2 separate regions of the Homo sapiens genome follow, and region 2 is linked to region 1. The links are chromatin loops, found by intact Hi-C in ENCODE. Cell type or tissue: mammary epithelial cell. All regions are shown on one strand. Links, peaks and the distances in the headings refer to the core of each region. The heading gives the core; the rest is flanking DNA. Region 1 overlaps UBR4 (ubiquitin protein ligase E3 component n-recognin 4). Region 2 has its middle 34 kb from the start of PAX7.

Region 1 (15,672 bases), core at 3,576-11,575:
GAAGAAGGGAAGATGCCGCGAAGAAGGGCCTGGAAGGGGACGAAGGGCGTGGATTATCAGAGGAAGTGGGAGTAGTCGGCAAGGATGGGTGGGGAGTGTTGAGTCATCCAAGCGTTCAGCAAATGTCACAAGACAACGACAAATTGAGCAAATTCTTCCTGCTCTTGCTGCCGGGTCCTGCTTCCACCCTGCTTTTATTTTATCATGCCGCTTTTCTTCTAGAACCCGAGCAACTTCCCGAGAAGAGAAGAACCTCCAAGGCTTTCTGGAACAGCCCAAGGAGAAGTGGGTGGAGAGTGCCTTTGAAGTGGACGGGCCCTACTATTTCACAGTCTTGGCCCTTCACATCCTGCCCCCTGAGCAGTGGAGAGCCACACGTGTGGAAATCTTGCGGAGGCTGTTGGTGACCTCGCAGGCTCGGGCAGTGGCTCCAGGTGGAGCCACCAGGTCAGTACCTGCTTCCGGAAGCTGCTGCTCACTATTTCCCATCATCAGTTTTGAAAAGCTGCTTAGTGGTACGCACGTGCTAGGTGAAGGCATGCTTTGTGACTGCGGTGGTTGACACCAGCCCTTCTCCCTTCTCAGTCTGTCATGTCAAGAGTCTAAGCTGATGGCTGGCAGGTTGCCTGGTCATTTCTGGGTTTTCTGTTCCGCTACTAGAAAGGTAGAGCCAGTCTTACCTACTGTAGAAAATGTTAGGAAGGCAGCCAGGCACAGGGTGATAAAACCAATGAGATGATCAGGGCTAAGAACAGTAATCAGGTTTTCCACATCTTGCTGGTGTTGGCATAAGCCAGGAAAGTTTCAGTGTGGCCACATGGGGTATTTTCTAATAATTAAAAACTCGTCTTCATTCTCTCTTCTTGGTTACATTCCTATCCCATGCGTCCCACATTCCATGAACCTTTCTTCCTCTAGACCACTCTCCTATACGTGTGGACACCTCCCCAAGAAAGAGCATGTCAGAAAGGAAGTGGTCTTTGATTTATGACCTTGGGCTGTGATTTGGGACAGATGGTCTCAAGAGAAACAGCTGGAAACTGCCACCACAGCATCTCTTTGAGGACCCCCATGGATTGCTGTGCGCAGAGGAGACCCCATGGGTACCACTCAGGCTGCCAATGGCCCCACACAGTCTCTACCTTTCCTGGGGAGCTACGGAGCAGGCTCTGGGTTTGGCATTTTGCTTCTGTCCCTCGAGTGAAATGTGCCTCTGCTTCATTTCTGGAAGATCGGGTTTGTGATTTTTGTGATTCTGCTTTAGCCCAGGATTCGAGGGATCATGTCCACATTTGTAGGCCATCCAGGGAGCAGAGAGAAACTTTTAGGGCCGTGATAAAGACAAGCCAAGTGGAAAATAGCCTGTGCCCTCATTGGCACACCTGGTGTCTTTATTTCCATTAGCCCTGATTGATCAAGCGTTGCTGGTCTGTGGGCACTTCACGCTCCCAGAGAGACCAGATTGGAGCTGTCCTGTTGAATCTGGCCTGTACCAGATCATCACTGGAGAGTGGGAGGGGGCGTCTTGTTAGATTCCTAGGTAACCCCTGCCCCCATTCCTAACATATCACTTTCCAGTATTTCCCAAGAGCCTGAATTAATAGTTAACTAGCTGCTGGAAATCAAAAGTTAGATCTTGAGAATACTAAGTTGATAAGTCAGGCTTGGCCAGTATCCATATGCTGCATCCACAGCAAATAGAGTGGCCATTTATTGGGCACAGTCTCTCCATGGCGGGTGTGCAATCTGAACCCACAGGAGCTGTTTTGCTCTCACTTAGGAGACTAGCATTCATTATTGTCCCAGGCAGTTCAGGAAAAGCTGATTTGGTCACAGCTTAATTAGGAAATCCAGTGTGAGCTACTACATTCATGAGTTGCTGTTTTCTCTGTAGCAGTTTCGTCACCTTTACTAATTGGCCTTAAATAATTAAGTTGGGCAGGGTCACTCAGGATTTCTGCTTACCAAAGCACAACAGCCACAGCAAAGGGCCAAATACGGCCGTGGTCCGGGGCCGTGAGCCCGGCACTCATCAGGCAGACTAGGAAAGGCACTGTGGGTTAGCCCGATACTGGGAGGAGACCCATGGGGGAGAGACCGCGGCTGGAAGGGCGTGTAGAGATATCATCCTGATGCTGGGGCAGCCTCACTGGCGGCAGGCTTTGTCCTAAGTCCTGTAAGTCATGGGGTAAGGGGTAGTAGCAGAGACACAGAAATGTAGCTCAGCAGAAGCTGGCCTCTTCTGCACACTTGACATTCAGAAAAAAAGTTCCTCTGCCAGGAACTTGCAAGTACAAAGCCTGGGACATTCTCAGGCGTCTGTCAGAACTTGATCTGTTATCTTGTCTGCCAGGGTAAAGAGCTGCAGAGAAATGGATTCTTGTCCTCATCCACGGGTCCACCTTCCAGGACTTTAGGCTGCAGCATCATCACACGTATGCGGGAGAGAAAGTGGGGGCTTGGGAAGGTACTGGGGCAGAGGGAGGCCACAGGAAGCATATTTCAGTAGAGAGGGAATTGTCCCCATTTAATATTATTTGTTTTTTGCGAGTTATTTATTGAATGCAGGTGTGGATAGCCTGTCTCATGCTAGGCAGCCCCTTCACTTGAGGCCCATATAGTTTTAGCTTCTATAATGAATACCATCTATGTTTCTTATTTTTATGATTCTTATATATACCCATGCATTTTAATACTAAACATTTTAATATATGTCCCTTTAGTCATGGGATGTGTTCCAGTGTGTTTTGAGGTGTAGAATACTCTGTGACAAGGGCTCACCTAGGCTTTACTTATTACAGATGTGATGGCTGTTGGCAAACAAAACCTCCGTAGAGCTTGGGTGGTAGAAACTGAATCCTGACACTGATATTTCACTGTCTGTGCCGAGGGGAGCCTGATATTTCTGTGTTTCATACTGGCTCTACCTGGTGTAATCATTCCTCAAACCTCAAACCAAGAATTCTGCTGAGAAGGCAGTGGACATTGTTAGAGGCAGTCTCCCCCTGCCTGTCGCTCCCCATATTCCAAGGAACTGGCTGGTCTTTAATCCTGAACTGAATCATTGGATTAAGTAGCAACGATACTGGTTAGAAACAATGGGGTGTGGTGAGCAACTTGGATTATCCCAGGATTTAGGTGATGTCAGGGTGGCTGCATGCTCCATCTTAGACATTACCATTGCTTGATACCAACTTCCTAGCAGCTTGCTGCCATTTAACACAGCACATGTTTGACAAGTTACCGTGTTTGACTGGTTTAGGTCTGCTGGCTTTTAAGAAATTTCTCCTAGTGGGAATGTAAAGACTGAATTAAAACCTTGTTTCCTACCTCATTTATTAGGTTCCATCAAATTCCAAGAGCTTGTCGGGGCCCAAACACAAGGGATACATAGGAATCCTTTGCCTTTCTTTAAGTCACTAGCCTTGCATTTGCCACGTCTGCCCTGGCGATGTCTCCCCCGGTTCCATTTTACCCTGATCTGGAAGATGAGCACTGAGAGAATCAGATGAATTTCATGGAGCATTTTTGTAACCAATAAACTTCTGGGTCCCAGGGCTCCAGAGGTTCTTGCCCACAGCTGCTTTTTTCCAAGCAGAAGGCTAGTCGCTGGAACTCCGAGATGCATACACCACTGTGACTCTTCCCTTGCTCCCAGCATGCCTTGCTCTGTCCTTGTGAGTATCCTCCTAGGGACTTCATGTGATGGAACTGGATTTTCTTTTCCAGGCTGACAGATAAGGCAGTGAAGGACTATTCCGCTTACCGTTCTTCCCTTCTCTTTTGGGCCCTCGTCGATCTCATTTACAACATGTTTAAGGTAAGGAGGCTGTCAGAGGCCCAGTGGGTTTTGGCAAGAGTGTAAAATGTCTGCACTCCTGTCCCTGACTCTGCCTCAGCACCCACATGGCTGCTCCTCCGCTGGGCCTGGGGGCGCTTTTTTCCTAGAAACAAACAACCCCAACTGTGGGAGGGATTGACACTGGCAGCCTGGAGCCTTGTGTCTGTGAGGTACATTTGTTTTGTTTGGTTTTGTTTGGTTTGGTTTGGTTTGGTTTTTTTGAGACGGAGTTTTGTTCTTGTTGCCCAGGCTGGAGTGCAATGGCGTGATCTCGGCTCACTGCAACCTCTGCATCCCGGGTTCAAGTGATTCTCCTGCCTCAGCCTCCCAAGTAGCTGGGATTACAGGCAGGCACCACCACGCCCGGCTAATTTTGTTTTTTTAGTAGAGATGAGGTTTAACCATGTTGGTCAGGCTGGTCTGAAACTCCTGACCTCAGGTGATCCGCCTGCCTTGGCCTCCCAAAGTGCTGCTATTACAGGCATGGGCCACTGTGCCTGGCCCACATTTGTAGCTGAGATCACTCCTGTCACCTGCTCCCGAGCCTGCTCCAGACTCGGCTGTGCAGGAAGACCTTCCCCGCCGGGTCTCTCTTTGCTGCTCTTGCCGTGCTATTGGGATAAGCTCTGTTGCCCTGAGTGAGTCTGACTTACCGCAGCCAGCTTATAACAGGACACTCCTCTCCGGAGAGAATCTGAGTTTTTGAGTTGGTTCCTTTCATCATCGGAATGAGACAGCTCATGGAAGCACATTGACAAGTCCCTTTGCTCTGGGGAATGCGAATGGGAAGTGTACGGGGAGGGAATGCAGCCACTTGTTGGAGCCTGTAGCTTCAGGTGACACAGTGCCTAATAAGGAGGGCCTAAGAGGAATGAAGTGAAATTGTGTCGTTCCTGGAGACAAAACGCACGCTCTAGGGTGCCTGTTGGTATGCTTTGGTGTAGGTTGGGAGGGCTGTCCTTTGAGGGGTTGAAATGGCCTGACTGACTTGAGGCGGAAGATGAGGCAGCAGTAAGTCACCCACCTCTCTTGTCTCCTGTTGATTCTCGTAGAAGGTGCCTACCAGTAACACAGAGGGAGGCTGGTCCTGCTCTCTCGCTGAGTACATCCGCCACAACGACATGCCCATCTACGAAGCTGCCGACAAAGCCCTGAAAACCTTCCAGGAGGAGTTCATGCCAGTGGAGACCTTCTCAGAGTTCCTCGATGTGGCCGGTTAGTGTCAAGGTTTTCTCTTTTAAAGATCCTCCGCAGCAAAGCCCCATGTCTTCCTCCGTGGGTCATCCGTAGCTTTATCTTCACGACCAGAGGAAACGCAGTATGAACCAGCCTGTCAGCTGCCACTGAAAGCCCTGGGAAAGATGCGTAAATAGCAAGTCACCGATAACGAGAACAGCAGCTCTAACATGTACTGAGCACCCCCTCTTTCCCCGACATGGGCTGTTCACTGTATGTGATCTCAGCCCTCGAGGCAGCCCTATATGAGGCAGGAGCTTTGGTTATCCCCATTTTATAGATGGGGTAAATGAGGCTCTGAAGATCAAATAAGTGGCCAAGGGAACATAGCTAGAAAGTGATAGCATCCCTGTTTGAGTCTGTTTTTTAATGGCAGTTCAGAGAATTAACATGCAAATTGGAATGCCCCTGTCTTCCTCCTGCGTCTTAGGTCACAGTTGACCCCAGGGAGGCATGGGCGACCCAGCAGGGCCGCTCTGAACTGTGGGTGTGGGAGACGTGGTCAGACAATTCCTTATCCTACTGCTAGTAAAATTGAAATTCTTTGTGTAACAAATTTGTCATTCTAATTGCAAACAAACACATTAGAATTGGTTTGTATTTCATAACCAAGCACCAAGTGACAGCAGGGGGAGGTGACTTGGCCCGTGCCTGGGAAATCCACCTAGGGTTAAAAGACAGTGCCCTGTGAGGTTGTGGGCGCCGCGGCATTACAGCCCCCATCAGAGCACCCGCCCTACAAAGGTCAGCTCCCCAGAGCCAACGCACAGGTAACCAAACCTGCCAGCTCTTTTTTATGATCTTGTTTCATTTTTTTATGGCATTCGTTGTGGGAATTTTGTAAAGTATAAAGAAGCAGGAAAACAAACTCCCCCCAGATCCCACTGTTAGGAGAACGCCTCTGCTAACATTTTCTCTATCTTGTTATCCTCTGGGAATGAGACCCACTAAAGGGCTAGAGTGTTGCTCAGTGTGAATTCCTCTTTCTTCCCAGCTCAGAGCCAGCTGACCGATTTTCCCAAACAGCTCTGTGCCTCCGCATTGGCTGCCCCTTGCAGTGTCCTCAGCGGAAGCTCTGTGCTGGGATGGTCTTCGTCGACCTGGTGCCTGCCTCCGCGTCTGGGCGGGCCTGTGCTAACACTGCTCACCTCTGTGTGTTTGTTAACTCCACCACCTCTTTACGGCTCCCACTGGCTCTGTTTCAGCCTAGATGTTTCACCAGCATCATACCTTAGCACATGCCTCGCGTTCTTCCCAGAAAGTCAGCCCTGGGACCAGGTGGGCTGGTAAAGTCCTCAGTGCTGGGCCCTGTGCCTGTTGCATGAGCCTGTGTCACTGTGACTGTGGAAGTTGGAGCTAGTGAGAGGAGGAGGAGGTGGGCAGAGGAAGGAGGGTCCCTTGGGCTCGAGCTCCACATCAGCCCTGAGCTGCTGGCAAGCACCCCTGGCCTGCAGCCAGGGAGAGCCAGAGCCTTTGCCAGGCAGCGAGCCTCCGTGCCTTCCACTCCTAGGTCAGGTTTTGACAGCACCACTTTATTACTTTGTTTAAGCTGTTAGAAAATTTCAGAACATCAGACACACCCTATTCAAATGTGAGAACAAAAACACCTTCCAGCAGTGCCTGCTTCTGGAACAGGACTCCTCCTGCGGAACAGGGTTTTGCTCAATGACTACCTCCCCGGTCATGCTGCTGTCCAGTGAGCAGCCGGGCCAGAGCTTGTCGGACCGCAGTGTGTTCTCTGCTAGATGCGGCAGCTGTGACTCAGGGGGAATGGGGGCTGTATGCCTGCTCCTGACACACCTCTGCCCGTTGTGCTTTGCAGGTCTTTTATCAGAAATCACCGATCCAGAGAGCTTCCTGAAGGACCTGTTGAACTCAGTCCCCTGACCACCACACAGCAGCTGCGGCGGCGAAGACGAAGCTGGCTTGCCTTCCACCCTCTGTTCTCCCTCCTTGTGCATTAAGTTCCCTCCGCGGGATGCTGCATTGTTACCCCGCCCTCCCCTCTCTCATTTTTCTTGGTGTGGCTTGGGGTTTTTAGGCTTCCTGTTTTATCTCGTGTGTGTGGTGCACCAGCTATGAGGTTGTCTGTAACCCAAGCCATCAAAGGGCCTGTACATACCTAGGAGCCATGAGTTGTCCCGGCCAGCTTCATACTTGAGTGTGCACATCTTGAGAAATAAACAAGTGACTTAACACACATTGAAAAGGAAGGTGTTGCCTGCTGCTTCAACTCGTCCTCAGTGGCGCAGGCCAAATGGTTTCCCTTGAATGCACAGCCATTTCCGGCGTCAGCCCGGGAAGACTCATGTCAGACCCGCTGTCTCCAGGCCTGTTGTCAGCGCTAAGTGCAACCTGTCTATTCTTGGCCAGCAAGTTGGGGCACCACATTGGATGGCTCTGATTTTTCCCAAAACAAAGCCCATGCCTTGCTCTTAATTTTTTGGCCTTAAGAGCTGGAACCCAAAGACACGTGGAGCCCAGAGCTTTCCTAGCCCTCGGCTGAAGGAAGGCTCGCGGAGTAGGGCACAGTCTTGTTGGACCACAGAGGCCTGGGGAGCATTTGACATTCTCATGCTGCTGTGAATCGGGAATCCCTTGGTGACTTCTCTCCAGGGTTGTCATGTTAAGAGAGGGCCTGGGGCAGACTTAGGATCAGGATAAAGAGAGTGGCTGCTATTGACATTGCCAAGCACCCAGTGTATCTTATTTCTAATCTCTTTGCCCATGAGCCAGAGCCGCTTGCCCAAGGGCTCCCAGCCAGGGGCTGTGGAGTTGTCAGGTTTGTGCCTCCGAAGCTGTGTCCTGACCACTGTGGCTGCCGCTCCTGGAGGCCTCAGACCTGCTCCCCTACACACGTGGGCAGCAGGACTCCCGAGGGCCTCTCCCCAGACTTCGGGAGAAGGCTCACCTCGTGGGAGGGAGGGCTCGCTCATGCCCATCTCCTTTCGTTCTTTGCGGGCCACTCGGCCAACTGACGTCGGCCTCTCCTGTCTGGATGTCCAGTTTCTGTGGCTCACTCCTCAAGCCAGATCATCTGGGACTGAGGGTGGCCTCTGGGCTCCTGTAGACTTCCACAGCCAGGATTTCACATCCCTCCCCAGAGCCTCGGACCGAACAGCCACAAGCAGCCATGAGTGTCGTGCCTGGACTAAGCTGGAGAGACAAAGGCGTTTGTGGCAAGGGCCCAGCTGGAAGCCCTGGCAGGCCAGAGCATGCATGTGCTGGCTTGCACGAGCATACTTTGGTGTTTGTGTTGGGGACACCGGGCTTCTGAGGGACTGGCGTGGCTCCAGGGTGGGGAGCAGCCTGGTTGAAGCGCGGCCAGGCACTCACTCTGTTGTTCAGATCCCAGCTCCACTGCCTGCTGTGTCCACAGTCTCCTCACCTGTCAAATGGGAATATCTATGTGGCGGGAGGGTGCTGAGGTTTCCACGAGCTAATCTGCCTGCTGTGTAGTAACTAGTAGCTTTTCTTACTGTTAGTGAACTTGTTTTAGTCTGAAGGAAGGCACCCATGCCCCAGGTGAAGTCCAGCTGAGTTCAGTGAGGACGATGGAGACCCTTGGTCTTGGCACCCTTCTGCCTTATACTGGGAATGCCTCAGGCTTGCTCCTGCTGTGTGTCTGTGGTTGCCCACTTTCTGCTGGTCTCCGAGAGACTGATTCAGGTGTTCAGGAGTCTGTTCGCTATTACATCACCTCCTTGTGAGAAATAAAGTGGAGCAGCCTCATCCAGACAGCAAAGCAAGGAGGGAGCGTGAGGAGCAGCCAGGTGAGCTGGTGGCATGGGGCCGCCTGTGCAGAGGCCGGCCTCGCTGCTTCATGTGGCTCAGGGAGGCTCAGCACGTCCGTCATCACACCTCAGGGCAGCGAGAGTGGACCTGGTGCCTTCAGAAGCCCACCCGAGGCCTGCTGCTCTGGCCTGCAAAGGTGGAGTCACCAAAGCTCATTACAAAGTGTTTGCTTATTTTTGTCTGCCCTGCATTTTTTTATTTCTTGCAAAGGCCTCAGAGGATGTGGGCCCCAGCCCAAACACATCTTGTTTTCACTAGTAGAGCTTTTCCTAGTGTCTGCACAGGGGTGCTTCCAGTGGCTCTGCCATAGCCCCAGACAAGCTGCTGACACGGCAGCCATGAGGTCTGGGACAGGTTCCAGGGGGTGCTTTTGGCCTGCTCCAGCAGGAGTGGAGGCTGGACTGGTCTCCAGCAGGAGTGGAGGCTGGACTGGTCTCCAGCAGGAGTGGAGGCTGGTCTGGGCTCCAGCAGGAGTGGAGGCTGGTCTGGGCTCCAGGAGTGGAGGCTGGTCTGGGCTCCAGCAGGAGTGGAGGCTGGTCTGGGGAGAGAGCTACACCTCCCCAGGCCCAGGTCTCACGAAAGGAGCATCGAAGGGCACCGAGGAAAAAGCCACTTAGCCCTCTCCTGTCCTGCACCATTATCTGGGCCCATTGGTTCTTGGGTCCCTGTCTTTCTCAACAGGCAGCCCCAGTTGGGGAATTAAGTTGATTCTGGACTGGCTATGCCTAATGATAGCTGCAATTTGAAACCCATAAAGTTCGAGTTCAGCAATAAAGTTGGGGAGGCAGTGTCAACACCTTCCTTGTAGAACGGCTGAAGCCTCTGGTGTTCCTCAGTCAGCAGCCGCCCTGGTTCCCAGCTGTCCAAGTTTGTTGCCCTTAGAGGTGAAAAGAGAGGCCCCCTGCCTGCACCTCCCCTCCCCAGGGGTGTTTGTTGGGACACCGGGGGCTGCGCTCGGTTCTCTGCATTTTACTCCTGCGTCAACCCTGTATGTTAGGTGGTGGAATTTCCGCCTTACCAATGGGGAGGCGGTAACCCAGAGGAGGTAACTCGCCTGCTAAGGAGTCAGGAGCTGAGGGGTCTGCGGGACTCCAAAGATTACTCTGGGTCATGCGACTTCATTTGTTCCTTCCAGGATGTAGCAAGTGTCTCCTCGGTGCCAGGGACTTACCAGAGGCCGGGGGCACAGCGTGCATCAAACAGGCTCTGTCCTCATGGAAAGGAGAGAATCAGAACTGAGGGGTTCCAGGGACATAAGGTGTGAGGTGGCAGTGTGAAGTGTAGACAGATCAATGTGGGGGACAGGCTGTAGTTGGCATGCTGCTTACGTGGGGTGGCCGGGTTGGTCAGCTCCCAGCTCCAAAGTGCCCATGGCCAGATTCTCATACCTGGTTGCAACAGGCATCCTCTTTGGTCACTTAGCAAACCTCAGCTGGGCACCTAGTCTGTGCTCCGCTGTCAGCATGGGGTCCCTGTAGGGGACTGGGAGGAGCCAGAAAAGAGACTCACTCTGCTCTCTAGGCTGCGGAATATAGCCCAGAGCTGGCCACTTCCCACCACCTTCGCACCCAGACCCAGCTCCTGGATCTCCCACTTCCTCCCACTCCGTAGTCCATTCTCCAAGCACCCAGAGCAGTCACTTAAAAACACGCTGCAGGCGGTTGCCTCTGAAACTCTTTTCACTTTCACATTTTGAAGGGCAGCTAAACTACCTCCCAGGCTCCCAGACCCTCTCCAGCCTCCCTCCTCCCCACTCCCTCTCATCCCCGCTCCACACACTTGCTCCCTGCTGTTCCCTCGCACAGGGCACATATCCACCGCCCAGGCTCTCACTTTGTCCCATTAGCCCAGATGTTTGCGTGGCTCATCTCCTCCCTCCACTCAGGTCTCAGAGATGCCCCTGAGCCCTGATCTGGGAGAGCAGTGCCCTCCGGGGCTCTCTCTGCCCCTGCCTGCCCTGTTTCGGTCCTTTCCTTCGGCCTCATGCAGCTGTGGTCAGCTCGCCTGTTCATCTCCCTCTGCTGCGTCCTGCTAGTAGCTTTCCTTTATTTGCTGCTGCATCTACAGTGCCTAGAACAGTGCTCAGTGCATAGAGGACGCTCGGGGAGTATTTGTTGGCTAAATGATGGGTCTATGTCAGCATCTCCCAGGGAACAGTCAGCCATCTCCACAACCCTATGCCTAACTCTGGGATGAAGGGCAATAAATCCAAACCTGATTCCAGTAAGAGGCTGGAGCAGGTGGGCCCATGAGGGCCCTTCCCCACCAACCCCTGCCCTTTGCTGTTCCTGCAGCAAGGCTGTGCTGAGACCCTGGAACATGCTGGAGGCAGAGCTGGCTCAGACGCAGGCTGGAGTGCCCAAGTCAGGGCTCCTGCCCGGCTCCTGCTCCGGGCCCTGCCCCTTCCTCCTCCTGTCATAGATCACCTCAGGGCAGGGCCATTCCTTTGCCTGGAGCTAGCTCTGGTCTCCGAGACCACAACAAGTCCTTTTCAAGCTGGAGCAGTTCCCAGCAGCACCAAGAGGATGGCAGAGAGGGACAAGGTAAATCCCCAGGCTGAGCTCCCTGGAGCTGGCTGCTGACGCTTACCTGGGGCGAGGCCTGGACGAATCCTCCGCCTTCTCTTGGTGCCCTTGGCCTTCTTTCTGACCCCATCCTGGCTGGTGGCTCAGATGCAATAGGGGGAGCAGAGTAGCCTCTGAACAGGAAGGGAGCCGAGAGCCAGCCTTTACTCAGGGCCCGCGGGAAGCTGGTGTTTCACCTGCAGCACGTCCTTCCATCCTTGCGGCCATCCCAAGTGGCAGGTGGTATTCCCTTCTCCACACAGGTAAACAGGTGCAGAGAGGCTAATGACCTACGCAGGCTCACACAGCGAAGTGTGGAGCCACGATGAGAACCCAGATGTGTTTGGCTCTGAAACCCCCTTTTCAGAGAGTGTTGCTGGCCTGGGGAGACTGGTTGCTGTTCATGCTGGGGTGCGGGGACCAGAAGGAGGAAGAGGGTGAAGGCTGACTTAGGGAGTGTGACCCAGTTTGCTCTCTCCTGTCCCCATGGCCAGCGGAGGCAGCCTCAGGGCCCTGTACCTGAGGATGCGGCTGAGAGGTACATGTCCTAGGACTAAACAGTTGCATTGCATGGGCTCTGAATTTGGGGTGCCACTTCCCATCAGAGGGCAAGGGCCGCATGGCATAGAGGCAAGACCGAGGGCTCCAGAGGGGGCCCAGCTCTGCTGTGGGACTTGAGCAAGTTTCCTAACCTCTCTGTGTGGGTGAAGATTCAAGGAACAAATACAGAAGGTCCTAGAACCTGGCACAGCCCCGGCACAGCTGGCCTTAGCTGTGACCGTCAGTGTTACTGTATCAGTGTGTCAAGGAATCACAGATGACTGGATGTGATGGCTCACGCTTGTAATCCCAGCACTTTGGGAGGCCGAGGCGGGTGGCTCACTTGAGGCCAGAAGTTTGAGACCAGCCTGGCCAACTTGACAAAACCCCATCTCTACTAAAAATACAAAAATTATCCGGGCATGGTGGTGGGTGCCTGTAATCCCAGCTACTTGGGAGGCTGAGGCAGGAGAATCGCTTGAACCCTGGGAGGCAGAGGTTGCAGTGAGCCGTGATCGCGCTACTGCACTCCAACCTGGGTGATAGAGCAAGATTCCATCTCAAAACAACAGCAGCAACAACAACAAAAACCAGGAATCACAGAATGTCTGGGGGAGGATCTCTTAGGCTCCACAGCACCCCTCTCCTTATCTTACGGGTGTCAGGACAGATACCCAACCTGACATGCACACACACATGTACACGCCTTCCAGGCACTCACGAGTTCAGTTGCTTTGGTGACATCTGTTTGCTTTCCATGCTTTATTTCTGTCTCTCTGCTCTGTGTTTCCTGCCCTGGGGGGGCTACTCCCTTCCTCCCCATCCTTATCTGTTGCTCAGTCTTGGAGCTTGGCCTGGTACCCATGAGTTGCCAACCTGCCCCCTTTGGCCTCCTTAACAGGCCTGGAGAAGCTGAGCAAGGCATGTGCAGAGGCAGAACCGTTTCTGCTGCCGCCTGGCCGGGTCAGAGGGACCCTGCCCTCCAGAGCATCAGGGCCCCAGCCTGGGATGGGAGGGCTACCGGCTGCCATCCGCCCTGGGAGCTGCCCCTGGCCAAGGGTGCCGGGGTCGGCACCCACTGCGTTTCACTCTGTGCCCCTTTGCCCTGACTTCAGAGCTTGAAGGTGAACTCTGACCCCTTCACTCTAGGGTTGGGGACAGTGGGCATGGAGAGCAGGAGCGGAGTTGCCTGAGGCCCCCAACTTGCAGTCCATCACTTTCCCACATCGCACACAGGCCAACAGGGTCCCGGGCACGTGGGGCCTGGCAGCACTCCAGGTGGGCACCCAGCAGTGTGATGACTTCCTGGAGGAAAGAGTGGGGTGGGAGGTGCCTGGCTTGAAGTGTGGGGGGAGCTGGTGCTCTGTTTTAGGGGTCAAAGTGACGATGGAGTATGAAGACAAGTATCCCGCCAGCTCACCTCCTCTGGCTACTCCTGGCTCTGAGTCGGTGCCGATCTCCGGCCACTGCCACAAGCCCCAGTGACCTTCAGCATCTGCAGCAGGTTGCGGGCTTCCTCCTGAGGGGTGTGGGGTGCCAGCCTCTGGCAGCCTCTCGGGACATTGCCAGAGGTTGGGCAGGCCTCTCAGGAAAAGGGAGATGAGCTTCTGGGGCGCTGGGGTGAGGAAGCTGTGGTGGGAGGTATCTAAGGTCACCACCTCTGACGGTGGTGGGACCCACAGTGGGTATGGGGCAGCAGGATCTGTGCTTTGCTGAGTTTCTGAGTCAGGGGGCTGGGACAGGACCAGAATTAGCCCCAGGTGCCAAGTTTACAGGGGGAAGTCATCCAGAGCCCCGAACTCTCACGCAGGATGGGAGGTGGGGGTGTTCTGGGCATGGGCAGGAGTGAAGGGCACAGGGTCTCAGGCTCATTGTTCTTTGGACTCTGTTCCTTAGATCCCTCTGCTGCCTTTGGCCAATGACCTTGACACCCCATCCACCCCTTCTGTCCACAAGCCAGCTTGGTCCCGACAAGGAGTCCTGGCTGGACCCCTTGTTAGGCTGTTCCCGGCTTCAGAGATCTGGGAACTGTACCAGAGTTGTATTTACTGAGCACCCACTCCAGCAGGATCACCATGCCTCACGTGATCTCCAGTCCTTTTACTGTTGTTCTTCCTGTTTTACAGATGAGGAACCTTAGGCTCAGAGAGGCAAACTCACCTACCCAAGGCTGCACAGCACGTAAGTGAGATGCAGCCTCCCTGTCCAGCCAGCCTGAGCCCTGCTTCTTCACCTGGCCCTGCTCCCCATCTGGTCTGGGCACGGATTGGGTTAGATCATCCCAGCTCCCAGCAGGAGGGCACAGCTCTGGGATCCAGGGTTTGGCCAGGTGCCCAGCAGGCAGGCAGGGCAGCCACAGCCAAGGGTTAACTGGCCGCAGGCTGGGAGCCGTGCTCGGGGCTGGGCGGACAAGGTGCAAGGCCCTGGGAACCAGCTCCAGGCCGGGCTGACAGGGAGCTCCGCAGGCACCCCCATCAGCCCTCGTGCCAGAACAAACAGGGCAATTAGGAGGTGGCTTTTGTTTGGTGGGGCCTGAATGCTGGGCATGGAGCTGCTGGCGCTTCAGCCCCTACCCCCTCATGTGGCGGGAATCTGCTCGTTCACGGGACAGGGTCACATGCGGAGTGTCACAGCAGACAAAAGGACAATGCCACTCTGTTTCCTCGCCCAGTTTCAGAAGTGATGGCTGGAGGGCTGCTGCTTTTCACAGCACAGTGTGAATGGGGCCACCAGTCCCTCCCTCCCTTCCTGTCCCGGCAGCCAAAAGGGCTCCAGTCACCTCAAGAGCCATCGATCACAGGGGTGGCCCAGGCCATGGGACGCGGGCCCAGCACCTTCCCATTTCCCTCGCTCTGGGTTCTGCCTTGGGGCCCCACTTGGAACCCACTGTGCAGGGCTGGATTCCATACCCGACGGTCGTGTCCCGAGTCACCTCTCTGAGGCAGGCACTGTTAATCCCATTCCAATGAGGGAATCGGGGCTCGAGGATGAGGTTGCTTCACCCAAAGGAGGGGCTTGGGTTAGGGCTGCTGGGTGAAATTCAAGGTGCCAAGTTAAATCTGAATCTCACATAAACACCAAATACATGTAAACCTCTGACGGTGGCGGGACCCACAACGGGTATCGGGCAGTGGGATCTGTGCTTTGCTAGGTTCCTGAGCCCAGTGGGCTGGGACAGGACCAGAATTAGATCCAGGTGCCAAGTTTACAGGGGGCTCAGCCAGCGCCCTGAACTATTACAGTCTTTAGTATGGAGTATACTAAAAAAACATGACTCACCATTTCTCTGAAATACAAACTTCCCTGGACAGCCTGTATTTTTATTGACTAAATCTGGCAGTCCTGGCACAGGTGCTCACAGGACGTGCTGAGTTAAGCCAGCTCAGGCCCTGACCTCAGGGAGCCCCCTCTGCTTCAGAGAGACAAGTCCCAGACACAGGTTCCCACATGGAGGCCGTCGGAGCAGCAGGTGCCCTTGCCTGGAAGCCAGGACAGGCCTGGAGTGTCAGGAACAGGGACGTCGAGGGGCTGGTGAAGGGGCCAATCTGAGCGCCACGAGGGCCCTGAAGTGCTGTGAGCAGGGGAGGCAGGTTCCAGAAGCCTCAGGACCCCGCCTTTCTGCAGCGTTTCCTCTCCACAGGACTGTGCTGAGTCCTGGGGAGGGGGTGGGGGCTGCTCCAGGCGGCTCCCCAGCCC
Region 2 (15,672 bases), core at 3,214-11,213, 480 kb after region 1:
GGGGAATGGTGGCGCAGGCGGGGAATGGTGGCTCAGGCTGGGCGTGGTGGCTCAGGCGGGGAATGGTGGCTCACGCCTGCAATCCCAGTACTTCGGGAGGCCAGGGCGGGAAGGTCATTTGACTAGCCTGGGCAACATAGCAAAACTCCATTTCTACTTAAAAAAATAAAATAAATTAGCTAGGCATGGTGGCATGCACCTGTAGTCCCAGCTACTCAGGAGGCTGAGGTGGGAGGATCCCTTGAGACCAGGAGGTCGAGGCTGCAGTGAGCTGTGATCATGCCATTCACTCCAGCCTGGATGACAGAGTAAGACTCTATCTCAAAGAAAGAAAAAAAAAGAAAAAGAATGACATTGGGAGGTGGCATAAATGATGGAGCGGCCACATCTTAGCTATGAGATTTTGGGCCAAGTACTTGTCTCTGGGCCTTAATTCCTCACCTGTAGAATGAGGATGCAGATATGCATTTCCTGGGCTTTGGGTCAGTGGCGCTCAGCACAGGGCCTGGAGTGTGGTCACTGCTAACTGAAGCTGTGCTCCAGCTCTACTATTAGCAAGGGGAAGTGGGGACCAGGCAGGTGCTCCAGCACGAAGCTCTGAGGGTGAGAGCTCTGGAAGGAGATTGGGGCTTTTCCTCCATACTGAGCGTGTATGAGGCAGGTCTGGGGTCAGGCTTTCTGGATTTGAACCCTGGTCACTTGCTTCACAGCTTTGGGTCTGTGGGCAATAACCTGCCCTGTGGCCTCAGTTTTCTCACCCAAAGATTGGGAATCATAATCGTAGCTTCTTTAGAGAGCTGTGGCCAGGATTAAGTGCATTCCTCTGGAAGTTTCTCTGAGCTGCAGCGTGCGAGCTCTTCATATGACAGATTCGAAGAGCTGTTTGTCCACGTGTCGGGGCCTCAGTGAGGGGTGGGGAAGGAGCTTGGGCTGGGAGCTGAGATCCCTGGCTTCTTCTCTGAGTTGACACCCATGTGAGGTTCCCACCATCCCTGGTAGGGCCACCACTCGGGGGCGGAGGGGCCGCCTGGGTGTATGATTGTTGATTTGCAGGGACCCTCAGGAGAGCTAATGTGGCAAGATACCCAGAGAGGGCCTGTGAGCTTCCTAAGGCCACACAGCAAGCTGGAAGGACTCAGGCCTGAGCCAAATGCATCTGCCTGCCTAGTCCTTTCAGGGGCGTGCGGAAGGGTCACTAGGGGAGAGAGCTCTTAGTTTTAGCTGCGGGCGAGTGATCATCCTGGAGTAATTGGGTGCTAATACCATTATGCCTCCCATTTCATACTCTATACGTTCCCAGGGCTCTCTCTCCGAGGATCTCAAAGCCCTTTACATGACAATGCCACCATTAACTCATAAATCCTCCCTGGCCTGCTGGGAGGAGAGGTGGGTGGTATGTGCAGGAGACTGAGGAATTAACCTCAATTATTTCCCAGTGATTCAGCCGTCATAGAATTGTCAGGTTGGCTCTGGGGTTTGGCGGGCCCCAGTTAGTGCTGGTGGGGTAGAGCCTGGGAGGGGACTGGTGATATCTGCTGAGCGGAGCCTGTTCTCCAAGTCAGCTTGTTGTCCACGATGTCACCTCATCATTTTCAGAACAGCCCTGCGAGTTGGGTAGCAGTGTTCCCATTTTACAACAGGAGAGACTCAGAGAGGTGCAGGACTCACCTAAGGTTACCCAGGTAGTCACAGCAAGCCTGGAGTTTACCCCCAGCCATGCCTGTGCCACCAAACACACGAGGTTCTCAGAGTGGGGCAGGGCTAGGCTCGAGGGCCAGGGGCCTTGGGACAGGATGCTCTGCCCCCTACCAACATGCAGTGTGACTCGGGGCCAGTGCTGTCCGTCTCTGAGTGGGTCTCCATGAGCACCTGATGGTTAAGACCTCAGGTTGACTGCTTACCACCATTTGTAGGGACTGCTTTGCCCCACACTGTGGGAGAAATACAGGCCCCTGAAGGAGATGGGTGAAAGATGAAGGGTGGCTCATGCATGCATGCATGCATTCATTCACTCACACATTCATTCATTCACTCATGCTTGCATTCATTCATTCACTCATGCATTCATTCATTCACTATGCATTCATTCATTCATTCATTCACTCATTCATTCACTCATGCATTCATTCATTCATTCACTCATGCATGCATTCATTCACTATGCATTCATTCATTCATTCACTCATTCATTCACTCATGCATTCATTCATTCATTCACTCATGCATGCATTCATTCACTATGCATTCATTCATTCATTCACTCATGCATTCATTCACTATGCATGCATTCATTCATTCACTCATGCATTCATTCATTCACTTTTGCATTCATTCATTAACTCATGCATTTATTTTTCATATGCTCCTGTGTAGGGTGGTAGTTAACAGGGTAGGCTCGGGAGTCAGGCTGCCTGGGTTCAAATACACTCACTGTGTGGCCTTGGGCAACTGGCTTCATCTCTACCTCTCAGTTTCTTCGTTTGTGAAAGGGGATAGTAAAGCAGTCACCTTACCGTGTTGTCCACTTGTGTATTTCACAACAAGATCCTGAGCACCTACCACATGCCAGGCACTGTTCTTGGCCCTGGGCACATGGCAGTAAACGGAACAGACAGGATCACTGCCCACGGGGGCCCAGTGACCTGGGGGAGGCAGACCACACTCATAGTAACTGTAGCATTGCCAGGTGATGGGAGTCTCAGGGGGTTTGAGATGGTGGTGGGGATTGCAGTGGATCATCCACACGGGGCACCTCGTGTGAGGCTGTGTTTCATTTGCATCAGCATGGATTTTGACTAGCTGGGCACTACACTGGGACCTGGGGGCAGGAGACACATAGATCTGGGGCATGTGTGATACTTGGTCACAAGGCAGAAGTAGCATCTCCCAGTGGCAGGACCAGGGTGCCCTCCCACCCCTTACCCTCCACCCTGACCTTGGAGGAGGAGGGACATGAAGCCTTCACAGAGCCCAAAGCCTGGGTCCCGAGAGCGCTGGGCACAGGGCGTGGAGATGCTTCCACAGCTGTGGTCTCCTGGACCAGGGCTGCAGGGAAAGGAGGAATGGGCTCTCATTTCACAGATGTGGAAACTGAGGCCCAGAGGGGTGATGGAACTGGCTTGAGGTCACATGGTCAGGGCTCAATGGATTCCAAGAGCCGCTGGCTGCCCCAACACAGAGGCCTCCTTGGACAACCCCAGAGAGTTGGGATGTGCATTAGAGATGGCTGGACTTCAACGCTTTGTTGAACAAAATAATTGTATCCCAAGTTTCTGTTCCAATATTTGTTCACTGCAAGGCCCAGGATTCCAGGTGAGGATAGCGCTGGTTGGGAAGAAAGAGACACAGGCTCTAGATTTGGATCATCCCCATCTATCCCAGTCCTAAAGGGTGATGGAAACTGGGGAGTGGGGTGTGTCTCACTGAAGGCACCAGATTTAGCAAATAAAACTGCTCAGTTAAATGTGAATTTCAGATAAACTAGGAATATATTTTTAGTATATGTCTCAATTATTGTCCTGTATTTTTTTCTGGTAACTCTCGTCCTATGAGTGGAGCAGAAAGGATGCCCAGAGCTACAAAACCTTCTCTGGGTCTCAGTTTTTCTTGTCAGTACAAAAGAATCTTTTTATACAATAGAGATTTGGGGCAAGAGGTTTGGGGAGATGATCCAGAGGTTCCTTGTGGGAGGCGGCTGTTGTCTTCCGTTTATCCACCCCAAATTTCTTCCCATCTCAGTTCAGCCATTGGGTAGAGCAGGCATGTGCTGGGGCTGTGGGCTCAGACAGGCTTCCATCCATCTGACTCCTGCCTCGTCTGCTGCTTCTGAGCTGAGTCACCATCAGCAAATCACTTCTGCCCAAGTCTCATTTTTCTCATCGGTATAATGGGCATAGTTTAAAGGCCTAGCCCACAGGGTTGCAGGAAAGCTCAAACACAGTAGCAGGTAAGAGACATGCTTGCTTTTTTTTTTTTTTTTTTGTGAGACTGGGTTTTGTTCTTGTTGCCCAGGTTGGAGTGCAGTGGCGTGATCTCGGCTCACTGCAACCTCTGCCTCCCGGGTTCAAGCAATTCTCATGCCTCAGCCTCCCAAGTAGCTGGGATTACAGGCATGCGCCACCACGCCCGGCTAGTTTTGTATTTTTAGTAGAGTTTGGGTTTCACCATGTTGGCTAGGCTGTTCTTGAACTCCTGACCTCAGGTGATCTGCCCGCCTCAGCCTCCCAAGGTGCTGGGATTACAGGCGTGAGCCACCACGCCCAGCCATGCTTGCATTTTAACCAGTGCTGCTGGCTCTGAAAGGGCCTGCCAAGGTGAGGGGAGAGCTGCGAGCTGCGTCTCCTGGGACCTAGGGCGCCCCAGACTTCCAATCCAGTGCTCACTCAGCGCACCCTACTTGGGATTTCTTCCAAGGGGGAGGTAAGGATTGTTAAAAAATTGAAAGATCCCTTTGGGGACCACTACTCCACTCTTCTGCTTCTCTAGGAAAATATGGCCCAGAGACATCACGTGGGTACCCCAAGACCACACAGTGAGTTTATAGCTGAGCTGGGATCTGAAGCTAGGTTTGCTGAATCCCAGTCCGAGAGGTGTGCCCCTCTGTGATCTCAGGGCTTAAAGTTTAGTTAAAAAATTGTTTCTTTCTGGAGGCTAGAGCTCATTTTTTTTTTTTTTAATTTTGAGGCCAAAGTTCATTCCATCAGAGGTGTTGCAGTGTGGTGGGGAGGAGTCTTGCGGTGAGAAACAGGTAGATGCTGCTGCAGTGGAAACCGAGGAAGTGCGAGAATGTGCGTCCTCCACATGTCTGTCCTCGAAGCCTGTCCTGCTCCAACAAGGGGACCCCAAGAACAGCATTTAGTGGCGGCCTAGCACCTGAAGTCCTCGGATCCACCACCAGGTTTGCTGTGTGACCTTGGGGAAACGTCTTCCCCAGTCTGGGCTGTGGTTGGGAAGAATCCTTCTCCCTTGTTATTGAGGACCAGTGAGGCCATCAGTCTTCTCTGCCAGAGAAAGACGCTGGGGACATGCTCCCCTCAGCACCCAGGATTGGGAAAACTGCAAGAGGCAGAGGGAGTGGTGCCAGCCCACCTGCCTGTGTAGGAATCTTGGCTCCTTCTGTCCAGCTCTGTCTCCCCTGGCCCTTCTCTGTGGCTTCTGGTCTTCACTGCCCTGGTTGTACACGCCGCCCCCACCCCTCTCTCCCTGTCTTTTGTCTCTCTGTTTTTTTTTTTTTTTTTTTTTTACTCTCCCTTCCCTCTCCTTCTCTCCCTCCCTCTTCCCTCTCCCTGGCCACCTCCTTCTCCCCCTTCCCCTCCCCTTCTCTCTTTCCCTTTCACTGTTTATCCCGGATCCTCTTTTCCTGCAGGGACACTCTGGAAAGCCCTGGCTCCAAACCAGTGTGATTCTAATCTTCCCAGCAGACTGTCTAAAATGTAATTTACGAGCAAGGCTCTCCCGGCTTCTCCATCCTGCAGCCTGGGCAGGACTCCCAGCCAGTGAATGGGCTGGGGAGCGGGAGTGGGGCTGGGGCCAGCCTCGCTGGGTCATCTCCCATTCTGCTCTATCTGCCCATCAGCTGGGGGAACGGGCCCAAACCCGGGGAAGCTTTTCACTTGGAACCGACTTCAGTTCCGGGTTCATGGAAGGCAGTTGGCCCCGATGCAGCAACAGATTGCCGTTTGCTGTGGACTCTGCAAAACCTTGCGGCAGGAGAGACCTCTTGGAGGCCATGACATTAGGCCAGGACATTTGCGCATTCATTAACTCATGTTACTGTACACTTTCTATGCATCACACAGTCCTGGGAGCTGAGGTTGTAGTGCCGAGCACAGAGACCAGTTCCTGTTCTTTTGAAGCTAGCAGTTTGGTGGAAGGGACCGACATTAATCCCATAGTTACTTAAGAGAATGCTGGCGGGGCACGGTGGCTCATGTCTGTAATCCCAGCATTTTGGGAGGCCTAGGCAGGAGGATCTCTTGAGGCCAGGAGTTTGAGACCAGCCTGGGCAACCTATTGCGACCCTCATCTCTAAGAAAATTAAAATTAACCAGGCATGGTGGCAAATGCCTGTAGTCCCAGCTACTAGGGAGGCTGAAGTGGGAGGATCGATTTAGCCCAGGAGGTCAAGGCTACAGTGAGCTATGTTTGTGCTCAGCCTGGGCGACACAGTAAGACTCTGTCTCAAAACAACAACATAAAACCAAAGAATGTTAAACAGATTTCCTTTAGTTCTGTGCTGAAGGAGAGGAATAGGATGCTTTATAATATGGGGGTTGACTAGGTCTGTTGGGGGAGGCACAAAGGAAGCCACCCCCACTTTTTTGCATGATAATGAATAATGACACCATTAGTGGCGTGTTTATACAGAGAGGCGGTGACAAATATAATTCCTCCTTTGCTGCCACTTTTGACTTTATGTGTGTTGAATTTAGATACCCCTCCATCAACTGATGTGAGCGGCTCCTGGAGGGTCCTTAAAGGGTCCCAAACTATGAGCGCTGCTCTCGACCTGTACACCAGACACAGGTAAAGGGACTTCTCACTCCCCCCACTTCCAAACTATGAGCGCTGCTCTCGATCTGTATGTACACCAGACACAGGTAAAGGGACTTCTCACTCCCCCCACCTCCAAACTATGAGCGCTGCTCTCGACCTGTACACCAGACACAGGTAAAGGGACTTCTCACTCCCCCCACCTCCAAACTATGAGCGCTGCTCTCGACCTGTACACCAGACACAGGTAAAGGGACTTCTCACTCCCCCCACTTCCAAACTATGAGCGCTGCTCTCGATCTGTACACCAGACACAGGTAAAGGGACTTCTCACTCCCCCCACCTCCACTGTCTGCCCTGCCACTGGGCCCAATTCTGGAAGGGGTGAACAGCTCGGAAGAAGGCCGGGCTCGGCAGCCACGGTGCTCTCTCTGGGCCTCTGTTCTCACTGCAAAGTGGACTAACAGGCCTCCATGGACCAGCTCACAGTATTTGCTGTAAGGGTCACATGAAGCGATTGATGTGAAAAGTATTTATTGTCTTGGAAATTCCTGAATTCACCACCATATTCCTCACTGCCATCCTCATCCATGAAAGCGAGGGGGCTGAGGGAGGTTTTGAGACTTCCCATGAAGCCCCTTCTTTCTGGGATTTCAACACACCCAACTCCGTGGAGCGCGTGGCCGCCTTCTCAGCGGAGCAATGCTGTCACCTAGTGGCCACTCCGCACCCTTCTCCTTGGAATCAGGAGCTGACCCGGAGCACCTGCCCTTGGGAGCTGTCCCCAGGTACCCCTCCACACCTGCAAAGCTACCGGTGGTCAGGGCTTCCGTGTCTGGTCATGAGAGAGCAAATATTGCAGTGGAGAAGAGGGGCTGAGGAGGCAGGGTCCCTGCTCTTATGAAGGGCAGCTTGTCCTTGGGCCCCCTAGCTCCTCCTGCCATTGGACTTGGCTTGGCAGATATTCCATCAGAGCAGGCGAGGGCAGGAGGCCTGGGTTTCCAGACCCTCATCTGCAGGGTGCCTGTCAGTGTTGAAGTCAAGAAGCTCCTTCGTGTGAGCCTCACCCTGTTTCTACCTCGTGTCTTCCTGTAGTTTATTCTCTACCTGGCTTCTAGAGTGATCCCTTTAAAAGCAAGTCAGATGATGTCATGCCGCTGCTCAAACCCTGCAGTTATTCCCACTCAGAGTAAAACCAAAGACAGCAAGACAGGATCGGGGCCTGTGGGTAACCTTCCCTGCCCTTGTTTATCTTTTTAGTTTTTGTTTTCAATATTTATTTATTCACTTATTTATTTTTTATTTTTTGAGATGGAGTCTTGCTCTGTTGCTCAGGCTGGAGCGCAGTGGTGCACTCAGCTCACTGCAATCTCTGCCTCCCGGGTTCAAGCGATTCTCTTGCCTCAGCTTCTCAAGAAGCTGGGATTACAGGCATATGTCACCAGGCCCAGATAATTTTTGTAGTTTTAGTAGAGACAGGGTTTTGCCATGTTGGCTAGACTGGTGCTGGTCTCAAGCTCCTGACCTCAGGTGATCCACCCATCTCGGCCTCCCAAAGTGCTGGGATTATAGGCATGAGCCACTGCACCTGGCCTTGTTTTGTTTTTGAGACAGGGTCTCACTCTATCACCGAGGCTGGAGTGCAGTGGTGCAATCATGGCTCACTGCAGCCTTGACCTGACGGGCTCAAGCAATCCTCCTACCTCAGCCTCCTGAGTAGCTGGGACTACAGGTGTGCCCCTCCATGCCCAGCTAATTGGCATTTATTTTTTTGTTCTTTTTTTCTTTTTCTTTCTTTCTTTTCTTTTTTTTTTTTTCTTTTTTTTTTTGAGACAGAGTCTCGCCCTATCACCCAGGCTGGAGTGCAATGGCGCGATCTCAGCTCATTGCAACCTCCGCCTCCAGGTTCAAGTGATTCTCCTGTCTCAGCCTCCTGAGTAGTTGGGATTACAGGCACGTGCCATCATGCCCGGCTAATTTTTTGTATCTTCAGTAGAGGCAGGGTTTCACCATGTTGTGCAGGCTGGTCTGGAACTCTGGGACTCAAGCAATCCTCCCACCTCGGCCTCCCAAAGTGCTGGGATTACAGGCTTGAGCCACTGTGCCCAGCTCTGTTTATCTTTCAGACTGCACCTGCCCCTCATCAGCTCCTCTCCAGCCTCCTTGTCATGCCTTAAACTCTCACTGCTGCTCCCTCTGCTTGGAATGACCTTCCCCTGGGTAGCTGCACAGGTGGGCCCTCGTGTCATTTATCACTCTGCTTAAATAGCCCTTACTCAGAAAAGTCTGCCTTAACTAAATTAGCAGCCTCCATCACTTTTCTTCCCCTTTGCCTACTTTGCTTTCTTCACAGGACTCACAATATATGGTTGTTTCTTGGTATCTGCGGTGATACTAAAATCTGCGGATGCTCAAGTCCCTTCTATAAAATGCTGTAGTATTTGTGTATAAACTTCACATATCCTCTCATATACTTTATTTTTATTTTTAATTTTTTTTGGGACAGGGTCTCACTCCATCACCCAGGCTGGAGTGCAGTGGCGTGATCTCGGTTCACCGCAACCTCTGCCTCCCGGGTTCAAGCAGTTCTGATGCCTCAGCCTCCTGAATAGCTGGGATCACAGGCATGAGCCACCATGGCTGGCTAATTTCTATATATATTTTTAAAAGTAGAGACAGGGAGGTTAAGAGGAGGGTTTAGATAATAAAATGTGTGGTATAGAGTTCTGGAAAATGCATAGTGTATAGTGCTCCTAGAAAGATTTGTAGTAGTTAGGGCATTTATTATAATAATGTTCATGTACTCTGCTACAAAAAAGAGAGCGTATGGGCCTGCAGCATATTCAATATTAAACTCTGAGACTAATTCTCATTCTCCTTCTGTCAGGTCAACAGATTTCACCATGTTGGTCAGGATGGTCTTGAACTCCTGACCTCAAGTAATCTGCACACCTCGGCCTTCCAAAGCGCTGAAATTACAGGCATGAGCCTCTGTGCCTGGCCTATCCTCTCATGTACTTTAAATCATCTCTAGGTTACTTATACCTGATACAGTGTAAATGCTGTATAAGTTGTTGTTATACTGTATTTTAAAATGTGTATTTTCTTTAGTTGTTCTATTTATTATTTGCATTATTTATTGTTGTTGTTTTTTTTTTTTTTTTGAGACGGAGTCTCGCTCTATCACCCAGGCTGGAGTGCTGTGGTGCGATCTTGGCTCACTGCAAGCTCCACCTCCCAGGTTCACACCATTCTCCTGCCTCAGCCTCCCGAGTAGCTGGGACTACAGGCACCCGCCACCATGCCTGGCTAATTTTTTTGTATTTTTAGTAGAGATGGGGTTTCACCACGTTAGCCAGGATGGTCTCGATCTCCTAACCTCATGATACGCCCGCCTTGGCCTCCCAATGTTGTATTATTTTTAATTATTTTTCACACTTTTGAGATCCCTGATGGGTTGAATCTGTGGATGAGGACATGTGGATACAGAAGGCTGACTGTACAGTGAACTCATATGGTTATGTGGGACAATGGCAAGAGAGACAGCCTCTGATTCCAGAGGTTTCCTGGTTCTCCATTCTGTGAGGAGACTGATGGCTGCTTGTCAAAGGCAGGAGCTGTGGCCTCTGTTTGTGGCACCTGAAGTGCCGCATGCAGGCTAGGGCAGCTGTAGGGTCGCTCCACAGAACGCTGATGTGAACGTGTCAGCATGAAAAAGCAGTTTTCATCTTCTCCGCCTGGATATTGTGACTAAAGACCCCACAAACTCCATCTTCAGCCAAACTCGAATGCAGAAAGAGCAGACTGGAACATAAGGCATAATGGCTGTCAAATGCAGCCACCCTTGGCACACAAGCCACATGGGGTGAAGGGTGGCAGAAGCAATGTGGGAGGGTATAAAGGGCAAGATTGCTCCACCACCGGAGAGTCCAGAAAGATGAGCAAAATCGCACTTGTGTCAGTGAGAAGCTCATCCAGAAGAGACAGCATCTCTATCTCTTAAACACCAAACAGCAGAAGGCATTGCCTACAATAGGCCAGGAAAACCTAGCTCCTTCCCTTGTTTGTAATAATAAGGCAATAGTAAGATATTGGAAGACCGTAGAGCAACGCCAATGAGAGCTAATTGAGGAAAGAAGCTGTGAGGCAGGATTTTCTATTGAGCCAAGCTGTCCTTCAGATATACGCGCCACCCACCAGCAATTCTGAACATGGCAGAACTCAGTGGATATTGTCCCTGTGGAGTCTCTCTGGAGGAAACATCTAGAGGATGAACTTCAGCCCCATGACTGGCAGAGGGCTGGTAGTGCATTGACTGTGGTGAAGTGTGGAACTGAGACTAACGCAAATGTAGGAAGTAGAGGAATAGATAAAAATGTGAATGCAGGCATCCGTGATGAGGTTAGAAATGATGCATCTGAGAAGAAATGGGAGGGGACACGTGAAAGAAGCCAGGAAACAGGGTGTGTTTGCAAAGTGCCTCTTCTGTAGTAGGTGGGAATCAAAGAACATCTTTCAGAGTCAAGAGTGCTAACCATTACACAATGGAAGCACAAAGAACATGTTTCAAAGCTGGCAAATCAAGACAAGTAGTATGAAGACATGCAGCAGAACAGAGGAGATCACTGAGAAAGGAACCCATCAGTGCCTCATTAGCTGTGTTGGGGGAAAGCCAGGGAGATGGGCAAGAAAAAGAATAAACTATAGTGTTCTTACTTTCTGAGAAATTGAGAACTAAGAATATTGTGTAAAGTTATAATAATGAACAAAAGTATAAAACTCCTTCTGTATCAAAAGAACCACATATAAAAGAACAAACCACATAACAAAAGACATTTAAAACACCCATAAACAGGAAAAAATTACATAAAATAATATGACAGAACACAGGTGTTATAAATGCAAATGAGCTTAATTTGCCCAGTGAAAGAAAAGAAATTAGATTTGGTCACAAAACCAAATCTAACTCAGTGTTCTATAAATGAGGCAATCATAAACCAAAGTAATTCAGAAAGGTTGAACCTAAAAGCTGGGCAAAGGTATACTAGGCAAATGCAGATAAAAAATCTTAATATCACACAATGTGGAGTTTAGATTAAAAGGTATTTAATAAGACAAAGAAAGTCATCTTAGAATATACAAATGTGTATCCACAATGAAGATAAGAGTTATAAACATCTATGCTCTAAAAAATATAGTAGGTGCATTTCTGAAGGAGAAATCACATGAGACACAAGGAGAAACGCACTTCAATTAACTTTCCTCGTTGCATGACAAATAAAGGATAAAGAAAATCTTCATAAGGTGATAAATAACTCTTATCCATTGCCTGGCTGTTAAGACAATGTCACAGATTGACACCCCATTTCTGATACCAATTCCTGTATTATTGAGGATGAAAGATCTAACTCTTGGAACAAAAAGACTCCAACATACATTGGCTTGGAGGACAAAGAGGTCTAACTCCTCACAGTGTGAGGTGAGCTGCTTAGTTGGTGGGGCAGCTCTGTTCCAAAGGGTCTTCAGAAAGTCATATCCTTTCCAACATGTTTCTCTGTCTTCTCCTAGGGCATTGCCATTGTTTGCATGGTTGATACTGGGTCACTGTGGGCTCTAGAGGGAGGGAAGGGGGAAGGGAGTGTGAAGGAGGTGCACCCACTGTGGAGTATAAAAGGGACACATAGACTTCCATTCATAATCTGTTGGTGAGAACTCAGCATCATGTGACCTTATCTAACTGCAAGGGAACCTGGGAAATGTAGTCTTACGATGTTCCTGATGAGAAAGGAAGAATGAATTTGAGCAGACAACTGGTGGAGTGGAAATGAGTACCAGTGCTTTAGAAAATGATGTGTCAGTGTCTGCCAGAGTTCACATACACACACTGTATGGCCCAGCCATGGTACTCCTAGGAGGGCTCAGCAGAAATGAGCACATATTTGTACCAAAAGACATAGGCAAGAGTGTTCTATTCCTAATGCTACTGTTTATTATTATTAATTTTTTTAAGAGACAGGGTGTATCTCTGTTGCCCAGGCCTGTGGTATAATGGTGCAATCATAGCTCACTGCAGCCTCCAACTTCTAGGTTCAAGCTATCCTCCTACCTCAGCGTTTTAAGTAGCTGGGACTATAGGTGTGCACCACCACACCCTGCTAATTTTTAAACTTCTTTGTAGAGATGGGGTCTCACTATGTTGCCCAAGCTAGTCTCAAACTCCTTGCCTCAAGTGATCCTCCCACTTCGGCCTCCCATAGTGTTGGGATTATAGACGTGAGCCGCCATGCCCAACCTAATTCCTATTACTAATTATTAGTAATATTATTAATTCCATAACAGTATTCCTAATAGCCCAAATATCCATCAGCAGTAGAATGCTTGAACACATTGTAATATAGTCAGACAATGAAAAACTCTACAGTGATTAAGATGGACAAAGTACTGCTGTGCATCACAGCAAGGATGGATCTTACACAGTGTTGAGTGAAAGAAGTCAGACACCAAAGAGCACATGTGGGTCCAGTACAGTGGCTCATGCCTGTAATCCCAGCACTTTGGGAGGCTGGGTGAGGCAGGTGGATTGCTTGAGCCCAGAAATTTGAGACCAGCCTGGGCAACATGGTGAAACCTCGTCTCTGCAAAAAATACAAAAATTAGCTGGGTATGGCTGGGCGCGGTGGCTCATGCCTGTAATCCCAGCACTTTGGGAGGCCGAGGTGGGCGGATCACGAGGTCAGGAGATCTAGACCATCCTGGCTAACACGGTGAAATCCCGTCTTTACTAAAAATACAAAAAAATTAGCTGGGCATGCGCCTGTAATCCCAGCTACTCGGGAGGCTGAGACAGGAGAATCACCTGAACCCTGGAGGCAGAGGTTGCGGTGAGCCGAGATCTCACCACTGCACTCCAGCCTGGGCAACAAAGCGAGACTCTGTCTCAAAAAAGAAGAAGAAGGAGAAGGAGAAGGAGAAGGAGAAGGAGAAGAAGAAGAAGAAGAAGAAGAAGAAGAAAAAACGAATTAGCTGGGTGTGGTGGTGCACACCTGTAGCTGCAGCTACTTGGTAGGCTGAGGTGGGAGGATGAGGCAGTCCCAGCTACTTGGTAGGCTGAGCCTGGGAGGTTGAGGCTGCAGTGAGCTGTGATGGTGCTGCTGCCCTCCAGCCTGGGTGACAGAGCAAGACACTGTTTCAAAAAAAAAAATTGTAAAAAAAGAGCACATATTTTTTTAAACTTTTTTTCCCATTTTTTTTCATTATTTGTCTTTACATATGTTTTGATTTACATTACAACGTGAAAAAATGCTCATCATCACTGGCCATCAGAGAAATGCAAATCAAAACCACAATGAGATGCCATCTCACACTAGTTAGAATGGCGATCATTAAAAAGTCAGGAAACAACAGATGCTGGAGAGGATGTGGAGAAATAGGAACACTTTTTCACTGTTGGTGGGACTGTAAACTAGTTCAACCATTGTGGAAGACAGTGTGGAGATTCCTCAAGGATCTAGAACTAGAAATACCATTTGACCCAGCCATCCCATTACTGGGTATATACCCAGAGGATTATAAATCATGCTGCTATAAAGACACATGCACACGTATGTTTATTGCAGCACTATTCACCATAGCAAAGACTTGAAACCAACCCAAATGTCCATCAACGATAGACTGGATTAAGAAAATGTGGGATATATACACCATGGAATACTATGCAGCCATAAGAAAGGATGAGTTCATGTCCTTTGTAGGGACATGGATGAAGCTGGAAACCATCATTCTCAGCAAACTATCGCAAGGACAAAAAACCAAGCACTGCATGTTCTCACTCATAGGTGGGAATTGAACAATGAGAACACTTGGACACAGGAAGGGGAACATCACACACCCGGGCCTGTCGTGGGGTGGGGGGAGGGGGGAGGGGGGAGGGATAGCATTAGGAGATATACCTAATGTAAATGACGAGTTAATGGGTGCAGCACACCAACATGGCACATGTATACATATGTAACAAACCTGCAGGTTGTGCACATGTACCCTAAAACTTAAAGTTATATAAAAACAAACAAATAAATAAAAACAGACAATACAGGATATTAGTTTGATGCAAAAGTAATCGCGGTTTTTGCCATTAAAAGTAATGACATTACTTTTAATGGCAAATTACTTTTAATGGCAAAAACCGCGATTACTTTTGCGCCAACCTAATAGAAATGGGAAAGGTGTTTCCTTTTGGGAGGAGAGGTATGATCACCAGGAGGAGAAGGAGGAGGGCTCTGGGGAGCTGGTCACGTTCCGGTTCTCAATCTGAGTAGCTATTTCACGGGGGTGCTTGCTTTGTGAAAATTCACAGTGCTGTTCCTTTATGATTTGTGACTTTCCTGTATACATGTTCTATTTCAATAAGCATTTTAATTAACAAAATTACTAAAAGGCAGAAGAATGTGAACAAGTGGAAAGATACATCGTATTGTGGCGGAGGGGGGGAGCGGCGGGGCTCAACACCGTGACATTTTAATTCTCTCTCAGCTAATTGATAAATATACTTTGATTCTGATAAAAAATATCCACAGTTTTTGTTGAATGAGGCATGCTTATCCTAAAGTTCGTATGAAAAATTAACCAGTAGGCATAGACAGGAAAATTCTGGAAAAAGAGGGTGCTCGGGGGAAGGACCAACCCATATTATGAAGCCTCAATCATTAAAACAATGTGGTTTTGACCCGTGAATAGTCAAGCAGACAATAAAATAAAAGAAAACTCAGAAATAGGCCTACATTAAATGGACAGTTAGTAAGGTTACCATACCAAACCAGCAAAGAAAAGCTGAATTATTTAATAAACGGTGTTGGACAACTGGAAAGACACCTGGAAAAAAAATCTGGATTTCTACTTTATATTTAAAATAAATGTTGAAGGAATCAAAAATTTAAGTGTGAAAATGAAGCTTAAACATTTTAGAAGGAAACATCAGAGAGTTTCTTTATGACTTTTAAATGAGGGACTTTCTAATTATGACTCAGAAATCTAGAAGCTATTAAAAATGGATAATTTACTTATTTTTTATTTTTCTTTAAAGACACGGCTTCATTATGCTGCCAAGATTGGTCTTGAACTCCTGGCCTCAAGCGATCCTCCCGCCTCAGCCTCCCTTGTAGCTGGGACTACAGGCATGTGCCA

The links. A loop is a pair of places that touch in the nucleus more often than their neighbours do. Peaks named below come from ENCODE experiments on the same cell type or tissue, not always from the same donor. Only the 100,000 strongest peaks of a DNase experiment are listed, where the experiment ranks them.
Region 2: a loop joins it to region 1, with 10 times the contacts of the local background. A loop is called at or near these places in 2 of 110 quality-filtered maps.

Annotation. Positions count from the first base shown.
Region 1 is chr1:19,066,124-19,081,795 of GRCh38, reverse strand. It overlaps UBR4 (ubiquitin protein ligase E3 component n-recognin 4), which reads left to right. Exons shown (of 106, transcript NM_020765.3): 103 at 223-447; 104 at 3,730-3,820; 105 at 4,894-5,056; 106 at 6,900-7,286. The coding sequence ends at 6,964. Among named protein-coding and RNA genes, the nearest start is that of IFFO2, 120 kb to the right of the region's middle. RefSeq lists enhancers at 1-701, 10,930-11,855 and silencers at 4,224-4,392, 13,067-13,361. In mammary epithelial cell, for the core only: no CTCF peak of the experiment used is centred there; DNase peaks (open chromatin) are centred at 6,735 and 8,275; H3K27ac peaks cover 3,103 bases.
Region 2 is chr1:18,589,122-18,604,793 of GRCh38, reverse strand. No RefSeq gene overlaps it. Among named protein-coding and RNA genes, the nearest start is that of PAX7, 34 kb to the left of the region's middle. RefSeq lists an enhancer at 5,042-5,571. In mammary epithelial cell, for the core only: CTCF peaks have their summits at 4,880 and 7,204 (motif pointing left); no DNase peak of the experiment used is centred there; H3K27me3 peaks cover 560 bases.